Regions from separate parts of the Homo sapiens genome. Here region 1 is linked to region 2. A link is a loop called in an ENCODE intact Hi-C map of the cell type or tissue named here. Cell type or tissue: CD14-positive monocyte. All regions are shown on one strand.

Region 1 (8,000 bases), 130 kb before region 2:
ACCATAAAAACCCTAGAAGAAAACCTAGGCATTACCATTCAGGACATAGGCATGGGCAAGGACTTCATGTCCAAAACACCAAAAGCAATGGCAACAAAAGCCAAAATTGAGAAATGGGATCTAATTAAACTAAAGAGCTTCTGCACAGCAAAAGAAACTACCATCAGAGTGAACAGGCAACCTACAAAATGGGAGAAAATTTTCGCAACCTACTCATCTGACAAAGGGCTAATATCCAGAATCTACAATGAACTCAAACAAATTTACAAGAAAAAAACAAACAACCCCATCAAAAAGTGGGTGAAGGACATGAACAGACACTTCTCAAAAGAAGACATTTATGCAGCCAAGAAACACATGAAAAAATGCTCATCATCACTGGCCATCAGAGAAATGCAAATCAAAACCACAATGAGATACCATCTCACACCAGTTAGAATGGCAATCATTAAAAAGTCAGGAAACAACAGGTGCTGGAGAGGATGTGGAGAAATAGGAACACTTTTACACTGTTGGTGGGACTGTAAACTAGTTCAACCATTGTGGAAGTCAGTGTGGCAATTCCTCAGGGATCTAGAACTAGAAATACCATTTGACCCAGCCATCCTATTACTGGGTATATACCCAAAGGACTATAAATCATGCTGCTATAAAGACACATGCACACGTATGTTTATTGCGGCATTATTCACAATAGCAAAAACTTGGAACCAACCCAAATGTCCAACAATGATAGACTGGATTAAGAAAATGTGGCACATATACACCATGGAATACTACGCAGCCATAAAAAATGATGAGTTCGTGTCCTTTGTAGGGACATGGATGAAATTGGAAATCATCATTCTCAGTAAACTATCACAAGAACAAAAAACCAAACACGGCATATTCTCACTCATAGGTGGGAACTGAACAATGAGATCACATGGACACAGGAAGGGGAATATCACACTCTGGGGACTGTGGTGGGGTGGGGGGAGGGGGGAGGGATAGCATTGGGAGATATACCTAATGCTAGATAACGAGTTAGTGGGTGCAGCGCACCAGCATGGCACATGTATACATATGTAACTAACCTGCACAATGTGCACATGTACCCTAAAACTTAAAGTATAATAATAAAAAAAAGAGTGGGATAGTAAAGAAGAGACAATTATAAAAAATCAACCTGAGATCAAACACTCAACTAAGCCAATGTCTAGGGAATATAAAATGGTTAATTCAGGCAAAGACCAATACCCTGCACCATCTTGCCCTCTAACACTTAAATGAAAGTTTGTGTTTGCAATATTGACATGAAGGCTCTAAAAATCCTCAGACAACAAAGAAAGATATAGCTATGCTTGCAACATGGGAATTTGCTAAGGGCATTTTGTAAGGATTATTTTAAAAGTGTTGAAATAATGATTTTCTGACTAACCTACAATTAACCACAACATTAAGTTAACCCAAATGTTGCAGTTCCTTCAAAGTTCTGCATAATTACAATCTTCCCACTGTTTCATACTTACCTCCCTAGGATTTTTTTCCTAGGGAGTTATTCTATATATTAAACAACCAAACACAGCCCAGGCATTCAAAGCTGAACTTCTTTCCATAATTAAAAAAGTACTTTAAAAAGCCAACTTCTTTCTGTACTTAAAATAACACTATCGGATCTGGCTACATGGGAATCCGGCAGAGGACATGTCCCACTGCCCTGGACTCATTGAATTACTGTGGCCCCAGGAGGTACATTTTTCTATCATTTTGGAATTCTGATTTTTTAAATTTTAAATTAATTTACTGCTTCAAAAGCACCAGTGATATTCTTGTATATCTCTGTCCCAATCAAAATCTTAATATGTGAATAGCACTATGCAAGACACAACAGAAGACATACAGAAGAAAACAAATTCTATCTTTAAGAAGCTTACCATTCAGAAGGAGAAACCAGATGTAAATATAGCAAACCATTAAAAAAAAAAGCACGCTGAAGGCCGGGCGCTGTGGCTCACGCCTGTAATCCCAGCACTTTGGGAGGCTGAGGTGGGAGGATCACGAGGTCAGAAGATCAAGGTCATCCTGGCTAACACGGTGAAACCCTGTCTCTACTAAAAATACAAAAAATTAGCCAGGCGTGGTGGCACGCACCTGTAATCCCAGCTACTTGGGAGGCTGAGGCAGGAGAATCTCTTGAACCCAGGAGGCAGAGGTTGCATTCAGCTGAGATGGCGCCGCTGCACTCCAGCCTGAGGGACAGAGCAAGACTCCGTCTCCAAAACAAAAAGCAAAAAAAAAAAAAAAAAAAAAAAAAAAAGCACGCTAATGAATTGCAATAGGACCCTCACACAGGAGGGGGAACTGTGTGGGATGGCAGAGTGTAAATGCCCAGGGGAATCAGAATATACAGTCAGGAATTTGAACTATACCCAGCTTTTTGTGCAATGGTGAAAAAGGCTCCAGCTTGAGACTAAAAGAGATTCAGATGTGTCTAGGGACATCTGGCAAAAAAAGCAGTGTCAGCCCCCAGAATCTTGTCTGCATAAAGACTGAGAAATTTTCTGGAAGAGGACTGGTCCCGAGAGAGGAATGATCCAGGAAAGATTAGGTTGACTCAGTAAAAAAGTCTGTGTCATGGGATGAGGAAGATAATTCCGAACACAGCAAGTCTGAGATTCATCCCTACCTTAACTCCAGTTCAGCTTAGTCTGAGTATGATGGGAAGCAGAGAGTTCTAAGTAAATGCTGAAGTGGTTTTACTTTGTGACATGAGCAACTCTGCATTGGAATTCCCTCTAGCAGAACTTAACAGAAAGAAAAAGTCTCCCCTGACCACTTTTCCATAGGGTATAAATCATCACACAGCTTTGGTGCCCTGAAGTCACAGCATGGTGCCTGGCAGAGCTGGCACTGTGTCTGCCATGCCTTGCCAACTGCCTGAGGGTGGTCAGTCAGGAGAAAATGCCATGCCTTACGGATCAGTCACAGAGACAAGATACTTGACAATGGAATAGAGGCAGCATCTGGAGCAGGCTTTTAAACCCAACACAGCGTTAGCAGCAGCCACGGAGAGACTGCTGAACCAGTCAAATGTCAAGCCTGGAATAGCAGAAATGTACCAGCCATGCCCAGTAGAGCAGCAACAACCCCAACTTAGAAACAGCTGTGTCCCACAACATAAGCTCCAACTTATCTGTGGCCATATGAGAATGTAGGGAAAAACTGTCCGTAGGGTAAAAACTTCCAGGGGTTGAGGGGACCTGTGTCAGCGTAAGAGGACATGTAATAGTGACATTGGAGTCTTTAATGTTAGCATGCCTCACAGATATCTGCAGGAAGGAGAGATCTTGAGAAATCTGGGCTATACAATTAGTCATTTCTCAATGCAAGTGTAGGAAAGACAGCCTTTAGCTTTGGTGTTCAATATTAGGTCTATAACAAAGCCAAAAATAACATTAGGTATGTGTACAGAAATAGTGTCTTTATGCCTCATGTTGATTATCTGTTATATAAGGAGCCTTAGAGAATCACAATACTAAGATGCTACAATGATAGAACTCAAGTAGACCAGCCCTCTGATGTTCAAATATGAGAGTGAGGCTCAGAAGAAAGAAAGCCAAGCACTGACTGGTGGTGGAACAGGAAGAAGAACAGAAATCTTCTGACTTTCAGCCCAGGGATCTTTGCATGACACTATAAGGACTCAGGGAGACCTAAGGAGAAACAATAAGCCTGACCATTTGATTCTAGAAAGTGTTAGCAAATAACTTATCTTCAGCCATTCTGTACAAATAAAAACAAAGTGGTGAATTTGTGCAAGAATGGTTAAGATGCTCTTTCCTGGAATGTGAATGTGTTTATATATACATTTCTATTAATTTGGAAATGTAAATGCCAGGATTGATTTCTGGAATAATGCCTTAAAAATTAGAAACACCATTAGAATTAGATTCAGAACTGAAAAAGTTTGCACAACTTTTTGTTTTCTCTGAGGAATGGATGAAGCAAACATTGAGGGGGGAAGTGAAGAACGGAGGCACGCAAGCAAAAACAAGAACCAGAATGAGGAACGAAAATAGAAGAGGAAGTAAGTAGAGGAGAAAGAGCCACATGAGAAGCCTGGAGTGTCTACGTGAATGAGGTGGATGGGTAGAACTCCATTCAGAGGACACTGAACATGAAGTTCATCTGTTTTAACTGGTGTGATTTACTTGACATAAGTGACAGCCCGAAACAGAAATAATAATCATCTGTCAAACAATTTGTTTCACTGTTTCTTGACTGTCCGGCATGTTGTTTTCTTTTTTTAACCTAACCTGCCTGTTTCCTTGACCAGTCAAGTCAAAACAGACAACCCAATGTGTACATGTTAACACAGGCTCTCTCTTGAGTTAATGGCTCAGAAGTCTGAGTCATTGCCCTGAGAACCCCAGATTCTAACTATTCTCTTCTTCTAAATTAGAATGGGATGGCCTCTGTTTATATTTTCGTTAAATAGAACCACATGATTGCAACCTTGCCGCTGGGGGTTGTTAGCAGAGAATTTATTAGCCTGAGCCAGTATCCTTGACTGCAGGGCTGCTTTGGTTGCTGGAGTACACCCTCGATTTGCTATTTTTCCTCAAGAGTTACACTTTAGTGGGTTTCTCCTAGGGGCCTGTGTCTGTATATTGAAGGAGAAAAGAAAAATGAGTATGTCCTTTACATGATCCAGCTGTCTCTGCTACTCCAACCCTCTCTGCTATATTATCAGAGCTTTCCACGTGAAGTCTGAAGTCCCCACAAAGGAAAAGTAAAAGATTCGCTTTCACTTATCCTGTGAAAATATAATGGACATATTCCTGGGAAGTGGCAGTGGCTTACTAGGTCTCTGGTCCTTTTTCACATGTAATAATCAAGTTAGAAATTTTCTTAAGGTGTCTTCCTTTTACTTAAAAGGTTGTCTCCTCTGAACTCTCATATACCCTTTGAGGCCCAGACTAGATGCCACCACCTCCATGAGGTTCTCCTTGATTCTTCCCACCCCATCTGAAAATCCACACTTTTTGGATTTGTGTTTCCCTTCTCTGTGTCCTTAGATTCCACTTCTCCATTCCCTGCTTTGTATCATGCTGATGTCATCTACAAATGTGTCAGCTCCCTGATGCTGGTAATTATGTTTTAACCATCATGTTTCTAATAGAGTAATGAATGTTAACTCAAAATGAACTGGCAGAAGGCTAATAGGAAAAGCCTGAGGATGAGGCAAGGGGAAAGGAGGGAGGGGTTATTGGTAGCTGAAAAGAATGTAGAGGGAGAAAGAGGAAAAGACAAGATTGTTCGGTATTACCATGGAAGAGGGTACAGGGTGGTGGGAGGAGCTTGCAGGATAAGACAAGGGGAAGCTCAGAAGGAGGATCACTAAGATGAAGACAGAACAGAAAGTGGTCAGAAGTCAGTGAAGGGCTGCAGTTGGAGTAAATGCTGCCATAATGGTGTGGACAGTAGTTCCTTCCTTGTGGGAAGGGGAGGAAGGTGAGGACGGCAGGGAAGAGCAATCATCTCATCCCAGGCTACCTCTCCTTCCCATTTCTTCCAGAAGTATGCCTTGTTCCCCAGGCTTACCAGCCTCTGTGACACCTCGTTATTCTGTCACCAGTCCTCATGCAGAGGTTTAAGCCTATTCTTCTCTCCATAGCTCCAGCACCAGAGGAATTCTGAGATTAAATTCCCTGAGTCTGCTCCGTCTTTCAGGTGTAAATAAAACATGATTGTCCTTAGATTACAAAAGTGTACAGTTAACATGTATGTATGGTCTTCTTTTTCATCTATGTTTATATATATACACACACACACACACACACACACACACACACGTACATATGTACATACAGGGGTGAGATTTTTGACTTTCTATATCACTTCTCTTATAATCAGGTAATCAAATTCATTATGAAACCTCAGAAAGGATGTTGAGTCTTCAATAACACTAGGAAGGAAGATATGCTGTTCAGAAGCAAGAACTGTTGACAGTGTAAATGACAGGCCAATCCCTGGAGTCCTAGGAAGAAAATAAAAAGATAATAAAGAGCAGCCTGTACCAAGAAATTGTCTTTGAGGGTTTATATAGAATAAAAGATCTTCCCGTCCTAAAGGAGCCATCCTTTGATCCCACCCCTCAGTAGTCTCTCTTCTTACTGCTTCATTGCCTCCTAACCTCCCAACCACTTTCCCAAAATGGGAACCACAACATGGAATTTGGATTTTGAGTAGTCCCTGATCCTCTTGCTGACAAGGTTTAGGAAGGAAACAGAGGGAGGATCTGTGATTCTGTTCTTTCAGTAGAAGGTGAAAGTAGTTTTTTAAGATATTTCATAGGCATTATCTTATCTGAGCCTTGCAACAATAACCCAGTGAAGACAAAAAGCAACTTTTATAATCTGCCCTTCTCCATTCAGTTAAAGAAACTCAGAGCTAAAAAGGGTTCTGAGAATTTTCTAAAATCATTCAACTAGTGAGGAACCAGCCTGGCCTTCTACTACAAAAGGCAGTGATGCTTTCACCACCTCTTCCTACTTCTTGGTTCACTGATGATGGTTCTATGCTATTAAGATGGAAACTATTTATTGGGTACATTATGGGTCCAACAGGCTTTAGTGAACTGGGCTGACCTGGGGAAGTAACCATCAAACATGACTTTGTTTCATCGGAAAAATTTGTTCTGGGTTCTAAACAGCTGATTTACATACAATATTTTAGTACACAGCTCATTTTAAATTGAGGACTGCCTGTACTAAGCTTCTAACTTCTAAGGATAGAAAGATAGTCCCTTTTATTTTTCCTGTTCTGCTTTTGGAAACTACCAACAAGGGTGCCAATTAGCACCAGATGGGACAGGGACTGTGTGATGTGGAACTCCGACCACTGGGAACTGGAACAAGTCCACTAATGTATTAAGCAATCGAAGAGCCAGAAGTTGGGCAGGCTTCAAATTTGGCACAATGTAAAGTTCGGATCTGTAAAGGCCCAGCTTTATACACAGAATCTGTCCCTTCTCGACTCACTGCCTATGAAGACTAGCAAGGGGAATGGGAATTTAGAACTCTAATACCTTCAAGCCTGTAGACTTTTATTTGCATGTTGCCTTTCACTCTGTATCTTTTCTCCATTTTGAACTTGAGTAAATCTTTATGGAATAATTAAGAGGAGGTGTAAATGCTTGTTTATCTTGGAAACCTGGATTTTAAGTCTATAATTCTTACTTAGCTGCCTTTACTTTCTGGATATCTTGATTTTTTAAATAATAACTCTGCATACGTCCAAAGTCAAAATTAAGAGTAGAAATGAAACATCAGGTTAACTCAAACTCAAAGGTAATTGAGATTTAAATGGTATGTTTACTAAAAACATAGATAAGTGAAGCAACATGGGAATTTCTATCGATATTATTCAGATAAATGTCTATTTTCTTCTCCTCGTTTAGCCAGCCACGTGCCTTCAATGCAAGTTTAGCTTGCTGAGTTTTGTCACTTACCACTCATGCTGTACTACATTAGCTTTCCCAGGCAGTGATCTAAATCACCTTGAAGACTGTTGAACACAAGATAAATTGAACGCAATCTTGCCTCAGCTTCATACAGCCTGTATTTAATAGAAATGAAGTTAGGTTTTGCCTATAAAATGAGTGTCTTAGATCTGAGCACTACTTTCCAAATTTTTTTCTTATTATGGCACATATGGAAAATGATATTATTTAGTAGTGCTCACTGGTCTAAAGAGATAGATAAGGTAGCTCATGGCTAGGGAAAAGTGACTGAGGGCTCGAGGTACCCCAGATTCTGCCCAGCCAAAATAGGGCTGGGGGATCAATACCTTGACACACCTGGATTAGTAGCACAATGTGTTCACATCTACCACTGGGAACACCAGATTGGAAGCTCTGTAGTAAAAGATATTTAAGGACTATTTGGAGATTCTATGACTTCTTTATAGTATAATTTACTGGGACTTGACCACCGATGTGTGATTTGGGTATTATG
Region 2 (8,000 bases):
ATGTGTTTGTGGCACCTTTGTCAAAACTTGGTTGGCTATAAATACATGGATTTATTTCTGATGTCTCTATTCTGTTCCGTTGGTCTATGTGTCTGTTTTTATACCAATATCTTGCGGTCTTGATTACTATAGCTTTATAGTATATTCTGAAGTTAGTAGTGTAATGCCTTCGGTTTTGTTCTTTTTGCTCAGGATTGCTTTGGCTACTCAGGGTGTTTTGTAGCTCCATACAAATTTTACAATTGCTTTTTCTATTTCTGTGAAGAACGTAATTGGTATTTTGATAGGGATTGCATTGAATATATACATCTCTTTGAGTCGTATGGTCATTTTAACAATTCATGAACATGGGATGTCTTTTCATTTGTTTGTATCCTCTTCAATTTTTTTCATCAATGTTTTCTAGTTTTCATAGTAGATATCGTTCACCTTTTTGGTTAAATTTATTTCTAGGTATTTTTGTAGCTATTGTAATTGGAGTTGCTTTCCTTATTTTTCAACTAGTTTGTATTGGTGTATAGAAATACTACTGATTTTTTGTACTGATTTTGCATCCTGCGATTTTGCTAAATTTATCAGTTTCAAATATGTTTCCTGTGCCTTTTCTTATCTCTTCTCCTTCTGAAATTCCCATAACGTGAATATTCATTTGCTTAGTGTTGTTAACAGTGTTCTATATGTACCATAGGCTTTCTTCATTCTTTTTCTTTCCCCTCTCCCCCTACTTCTTTTTTTTTTTCCATCTGACTGGGCTATCTTAAAAGACATGTCTTCAGGTTCAGACACTGTTTCTTCTGCTTGATCTAGTCTGTTGTTGAAGCTCTTAATTGTATTTTTATTTTACTCATTGAATTATTTAGTTACAAGAGTTCTGTTTGGTTGTTTTTTAATGATATTTACCTCTTTGTGGAATTTCTCATTCAAATCATGAATTGTTTTTCTGATTTCATTAAATTGACTATCTCTGTTCTCTTGTATCTTATTCAGTTTCCTTAAGAACATTATTTTAAATTCCTTTTCTGGCATTTCATAGATTTCCTTTGCTTTGGGATCTGTCACTGGAGAATTCATATGTTCCTTTGAAGGTGTTGTGTTTCCTTGTTTTTTCATATTTCTTGTGTCTATATGTCAATATCTGTATATCTGGTGGATCAGTAGCTTCTTCCAATTTTATGGAGAAGCTTTCATAGCAAAAGATATGAAAGCTATTTCTGTTGGCATGTCCTATAGTGTTGGTTGGGTGGGATGCTTTGGCTTTGGTTCTTGATTGATTCAGTAGTATGGCCTCCTTATGGTTTCTTCAGCTATAATCAATGTCAGTGGTGTCTGTGACTGCCTCAACGGCCTAGGGTGTGGTTGATTGTGGAGGTTGGGGGTGAGACTTTGCTGGGAATCAGAGCACTGGGTGGGCCAGTCCTTGGGCCCCTCAGAGCATGCCCATGCATGGCTGCTTCACCACTGGAGGGGAGGGGTCACCAGCAACAGCAGCAGATCCTGGGCAAGGCTGTCTTCAGGCCACTTAGGGGCATGTGCAGACATGCAGAAGCTTTGTTCTGGATGAAAAAACGTCACTGACAGCAGCGTCAGTGGGCCTGGGAAGGCCAATTCTTTGGCTCCTAGGAGGGTGCTAGCTCTGCTGCTAGAGCAAATGAGGTCACTAGTGGTGGCAGCTGTAGTCCACAGGCCCTGGGGAGCATGCCTGTTGGCTCCCTCTGTCCTGGGGCAGCATTCTTGCTAAGCTGAACTGCCTGTGCTTCAGGAAATAATGTGTTGTGTGCACTCAAGTAAACAAGGTCATGGCTGCACAGCTGGGTTCAGCCTATGTTGTGACATCACAGCCCTCTAGATGGATGTGACAGCACGTCAGTGGCGCACAAGAGATATGGAGATGCAGGAGCTATTGGGCCTTAGGGCAGGATGCACTCTGGTGGTTACTCCATTCTCAAAATGGTGACAGAATGGTGCTGCCCAGGGGGCAGGGAGGAGAACCCAGAATGAATTCCCTCTCTGGAACACTGCAATCATGTGAACTCCAAGCAGCTCCCTATACTGAGCTCAGGTCCCGCAAGGGCTGTGGGGCTCTCCTGTGGCTAGGATTGCAGGAGTCCATGGTGGGAATGTGAACTGCTGGAGATATCCTGCTTATATTTTCCTTGCAATGGGGAGCCCCTCCTGACTCCTAGCCAATTCTAGCTGGGTGCTTTTCTTCCCTCTCTGTGCTATCATCCTGAGTCTTTGTGCATCAGAGGGTCTTTATCACTTCTTTGCTGAAATCCAGTGTTCTCCCCAAGCACTCTTTTGACATATGGTTATCTATGTGTTGTTTTGGCCTTTCTTTATAGTCTATCATATTTTAGAGTGGCGTGTACCTGTTTCTCTTGAGTCCACCCACCCTCTACTTAATGTTTTGCAAAGCACAGGATTTGTGCCATTACTGGAAATAAGAGAATATTAGAGACATAGTATTTAAAAATATGAGCTCAGGATAAGCCCTGGAAAGGAGTTAAAGGCCCTTCCCAGGGTTCTAACAGAGGCCCCCAGCCCACCTTCTTTTCCTGCCCTGAATTCTGTCCTGTATCACAAAGGGTCTCCCATGCATGTCTATGGACTCAACAACCCACATATCTAAGCACCAAATATATCTTGCCTACCTAACTGTCTCCTCTTGCCCACTCATCACACTTAGGGGTACGTATACACCAGCAGCACAGTCCATCTTCAGCAAGACAAACATGGGGAGAATCTGAAAGATAAGTGTCTGGAGTGAGCAGTGAATGTCAAAAGTGAATAGATTCTGAAAGGACTTGTCCCTTTGACCCCATGGCCTACTCTTCCCAAGGGTGGGGCACAGCTGGAGGAAAGTCCAAGAAGGGTCCTCTAAAGATTGGAGTTCAGAAGGGGCCGAGTTTCTGGAGTCCAAGGATATACTGTCCACTCTTTGTCCAGCAAATGTTCTTCCAGCCTGTCTAAACACTTGAAAAGCTCATCACTAACTACATAAGGTGCTTCAGTATTTAGTAAGAGCTACAAACTCAGAAAAGCTAGAAGAGCCAGAAAGTAACATAAATGAGTGAAGGAGGCTGATGCAGGTCCTCCAAAGAAAGTTGGAGGGAATGTGGTGAGCTGGAAAGCACATGTGCTGTCCAAAGGAAACAGCCTGCAGGCTGGAGGAAGTCTGAGCTCAGTTTCACTGGATCTTCCAGTTTTTCAAAATAAATAAATAAATAAATAAAGTCAGAAATAAAAAATGTTCAATTTCTTGCCTTTTAAATGTTAGTAACTAATTCAAAATTTGTTTTAAACACTCTGTGAGACCAACAAGCCACATCTGTTAGCAGGCTTTAGCTCATGAGCTACCAGTTTGCAGCCTCAGAAGAAAAGATTTCTTCATTAGATTGTGTCGAAATCTGCTTCCTTGAGAATCCACACATATGGAGGAACCAAAAGTCACTATCCCTCTTCCACATATCTCAGTTTGAAAGTAGATCACATTTCCCCAAATATCTTTCGGAGACTACTTAGCCAACACACATTCAACTGCTGCTTCTACAGAATAGCTTCTGTATCTCAGTGTTGCAACCACCCACCTCCAGAAGCCCCCACCATCTGTTTTCCTGGGAGAGCAACAGAATGAGCAAAATATTTCAAAGATGATTGCTTCTTCTTGCTAGTAATTATTTTTCTTAGTATTGCATGTCTGGGTCCAGAAAGGGAAATAATGACTCAATCATCAAGCTTCTTGTACAAGGCTGGCAATTTCAGGAAGTAGAAGGAAGACTAACACTGTGAACAGCATTCTTGATTAGCCAGAAGTATAAAATGAGGTGTGCATTTGATCCACTGTCAGAGTAGCAGATGGAACACAGCAACCATGACACGGTAGAGGTAGGACTTAATGGATCATCCTGAAGTGCCTGGGACTGATTAGCCGTGGTGCAGCTACATGCAGTTTTTAATTGATTGATTTGAGTTTGTGGTCAGAAAATGGCTGTCGGCTCCAGCTTATCTATAATTATCAGTAATCAGAACCAGACCTCTCTCTCTCTTTAATAGGCCAGGGCTCCTCCAGCATGCTTGACTTTTCTACTTTTCAAGACTTTCTGTAACCACTGCCTGAAAGCTTTCACGGCCATAACATGATACCTGGTGCCCATTGGGAAAAAGACTCTGGGGGCATGAACATAAAGGTAACAAGAACACTGCTCTTTCATTAGCTTAATACTTTGCCTATTTTGAGTTCAAGACAGTTTAAAATTAAGAGGAGGCCTCTTACAGTTTAGCCAGTCTATTATAGGCAAAACCAAGTGAAAGATTGAAATAAGAATTCCTGTAACTCTAGCCCAAAGCTCATTTTTAACCTAAAAAATGATCTCGACACTAATTAGAGGCTGGAACTATTTCTAGGAGTCAGAGTGTCCCTACCCTGGGTAAAGCACCATTAACATTTCAACAGGCCACCCAAATCAGAAAACTAGGAAGTATTTTAGACCCCTTCTCCTCCTCACAGTCCCCTGTCCCTGACACATCCAATCACTAAGGCATCTGATTCTACCTTTTGAATCTGAGTGACTTTAGAACAAGTGTCCTGGAGTCAAAGAGACTCCAGGTTCAAATTTGAACCTCCAAGAGAAGTTCAAATCCTCCTGCCATCACTTATGAATTGTGAGACCTTAAGCAAGTCATTCTCCCTCCTATGCCTCATTTCTCTCAACTCCATTGCAGAGTTACTATACCTACCTTAAGGGAGATTAAATAATGATGAAATGAGACAATGTATGTATCAAATGCAGCGTTTGTTGTATATGTGCTTAAAACTTTATTTAAAATATTATTATTGATTTGCTGTCTCTATCCTCACCAGTACAACCTAAATCCAGGACAAAAAGTATCACAGCTAGATGAAGAAGGATGAGGAGGATGAAAAAGGGAGAGGAGGAGGGGAGAAGAGGGAGAAAGGAGAATGATGAGGAAGAGTAAGGGAGGAGTAGGAGGAGAAGTTTATGATGGTGGCGACAGCTACCTTCATTGCCTCTAAATGTGAATTCCCCTTGCTGCCACCTTGTTACCAGGGCCAGCTCCCTGGGGGTGTACCTGTGCCAATGGTGCTGCCACTAACTGAAGTTATAGGGGCATGTCTGCCGAAAGCTCTTCCACCACCTGCTAATGCAGACTGACAATCCACTGTGCTAAAATATCTTTTACTTCTGATCTCTTAAAGGCCATGCTTTGTCACTTTAATCCCAGAGATACAGTATCTAGCTCTTTCAAAAATCTCTCTGACACTTTAATCCCAGAGATGCAGTATCTAGCTCTTTCAAAAATCTCTCTGACACTTTGTGAGGAAACAGGTCCTTTGGCTTTTTAGAGAACCTGACTCTTTCATGACCAAAGGAAGGATCATTAATTTCATTTTAAAAATGATAAAAACAACCTCAGAAAGGTTTTTAAAAAGTTTTTCCAAGTCACACAGCAGAGCCAGGGTCCTCTCATCCAAAGTCCAGGTTACTTATGTACAATCAAATGGTCTCGTGTCCTCTTTCTTGTGAATTCACTGTTATAGGTACCATTTTCTCTATGCTTTCTCTTCTTTCCTGACAGTGGAGAAGAGCAAATGCTAGAGTGATCTTCCGAGGAAGGACTCTGGCTTTGACTCATCCCAATCTTCCTAATCTCAGCAAGGCAAGCAAAGAGGGTTGCAAGGAAGGATTACAGTATCACCGGTGTTTCGCTGTATGTTCCTTCCTTCAGGTGGCTCTGGTATTCAGAATGCATAGAGGAAATAGCCTGGGCTTAGGGTGAAGATGTGAACTGGAAATCTGGCTCCTTCCTTTCCGTCATTCATTAACAAATTTTCCTTAGTGGGCCCAGGCTCTGTTTTGGGCCTGGAAATACAACAAATAAAACAAAGTCCCCACTCTCATATAGTAACCTTCTTGCAGGAGAAGACAGAAAATAAACAAATGAAGAAATAAACAAATAAAAGCCAGGTGGTAACAAATACCACTGGAAAAACAATGAATCGGGGTAATTGATAAAGAAAGTTGGGAAAGGGGCTATTTTATATAGCGTAGCCAGGCAAGGGTTTGAAGGAGCAGTGACATTTAATCAGAGATGGGAATAAAGTGATAGATTTCTGGCAAAGGAGACAGAGCAGGTGTAAAGGCCCTGAGGTAGGAACATGTCAAGCTGTGTGGAGAATGGCAGCACTGAGTTCAGGAAGTAAGAGGGAGAGGTGAGACCAGAGTGATTGGGAAAGTGAGGGAGTGGGGAATAGATTATATAGAATCTTAGAAGCCCTACTAATGCTCTGGATTTTACCCTGAGGGATATGCCAGTGAAAGGTTTAAGCAGAGGAATGACATGATCTGCTTTATGTTTTTGAAAGGCTCACTTTGGTCACTATACAGGGGCCAAGGTAGAGGTAGCAGTTAAATAGATTTTGCAATAGGTCAAAAAAGATCATGGTGGCTCAGACAGAGATGGAGGTGACGGTGACAAAGGTGTCAATGGCAGGCGATTTTTCAAAGGCAGAATCATTTAGCAGCTGGGCTACTTTGACTGAGATATTTTGCCTCTCCTGGCTCAGGTCCCTCATCAGTAACATGAAGGTAACAATACCAAACTCATAAAATCACGGTATGGATTAAATGAGATAATTTATATGAAGGCTATACCTGTTGTTTTCCTTTGTATTAAAGACAAAGTCTGCAACCTTATGCAAAACTTAATTACATATATGCTCAAAGACCAAGATGTAAGAACATCTTGTCTTCAGAGTAGCAGAAACAATTTTGTGTATAGCAAGATTATTTACACTCATCTATCTCATCCTCTTAAATAAGAAAACTGATTACTATAAATATGTGCCAGCTTTTATGGTTCATTTTAGAATCTTAGTGCGTCAAAAAGTATAAAATAGTTAGACAAGTGAGGGATAAGTGAATCATGAGAGTCTTATTTATAGAATAAAAGCTGGGAATATCTGTGAAAACATCTTAATAATGATTATGACTGGTGGATGATATTGCAGAGTTTTAAAAAAATCCCTTTGTGCTTTTCTACATTTTCCACATCAATACAATAAAAAATGTATTTTAAGAGTATTTATTCCTATATCCATTTAGCAAAGAGAGTTAGAATCTCTGAAAGAAAACATGAGACAAGTAAAGAAAATAAGTATGTTAAAATTATAAGGGAAAAAGGGCAAAAATTAATATTTTGTGGGTATTATCTGCACAAAAGACACATCAAGTAGTTATTTAATTTTTGCAAATTAAATAGCAGGATGTGCTTTTTTCCCTAAATCAAGAGCCACTGAGGTATGGATGGAACACATTGGAACCAGTGAGCCTGAGATGGAGTCTGGCCTGGACTTTTTTCTTTTTTTTTTTTTTTTTTTTTTGAGACGGATTCTTGCTCTCTCACCTGGGCTGGAGTGCAGTGGCACAATCTTGGCTCACTTGCAACCTCTGCCTCCTGGGTTCAAGTGATTCTCCTGCCTCAGCCTCCTGAGTAGCTGGGACTACAGGCGCGTGCCCCCAGGCCCAGCTAAGTTTTGTATTTTTAGTAGAGATGGGATTTCACCATGTTGGCCAGGATGGTCTCGATCTCTTGACTTTGTGATCCACCCACCTTGGTCTCCCAAAGTGCTGGGATTACAGGCATGAGCCACTGCGCCCGTCCTGGCCTGGACTTCTTACACCCTGCTGGTCGCATGGATATATTCCTGCTGCATAACCAGCCCCAGTGGCTGAGCCTCTGAGGTCTGACTGAGATCAGGTGCAAAGCAGCAATCTCACTGTTATTAATAAGCAATGCTGACAAGCTCATACTAACCTTCCCAAAACTCCTGAGACCTGTGGTTACAAAATGACGCTATTAATCGGTACATTTCATGCCTCGGCTTAAAACCCCAGAGTCCTACTTCTTTCTCTTGAAGGTGAACCGTGCTTTCCGCATTTCATCTGGTTCCTCTCTCTGTGGATACGTCTGGATAATTA

The links. A loop is a pair of places that touch in the nucleus more often than their neighbours do. Peaks named below come from ENCODE experiments on the same cell type or tissue, not always from the same donor. Only the 100,000 strongest peaks of a DNase experiment are listed, where the experiment ranks them.
Region 1: it touches region 2 in a loop (5-fold over the local background); 1 of 110 quality-filtered maps calls a loop at or near these places.

Annotation. Positions count from the first base shown.
Region 1 is chr1:219,456,942-219,464,941 of GRCh38, forward strand. All of the region lies in intron 2 of LYPLAL1-AS1 (LYPLAL1 antisense RNA 1), which reads right to left. Among named protein-coding and RNA genes, the nearest start is that of LYPLAL1-AS1, 96 kb to the right of the region's middle. RefSeq lists an enhancer at 4,218-4,307. In CD14-positive monocyte, no CTCF peak of the experiment used is centred here; DNase peaks (open chromatin) are centred at 3,310, 3,630, 4,050, 4,380 and 2 weaker places; H3K4me3 peaks cover 2,728 bases; H3K27ac peaks cover 5,903 bases.
Region 2 is chr1:219,584,470-219,592,469 of GRCh38, forward strand. No RefSeq gene overlaps it. Among named protein-coding and RNA genes, the nearest start is that of ZC3H11B, 25 kb to the right of the region's middle. In CD14-positive monocyte, no CTCF peak of the experiment used is centred here; DNase peaks (open chromatin) are centred at 3,512 and 3,712; H3K4me3 peaks cover 2,809 bases; H3K27ac peaks cover 4,634 bases.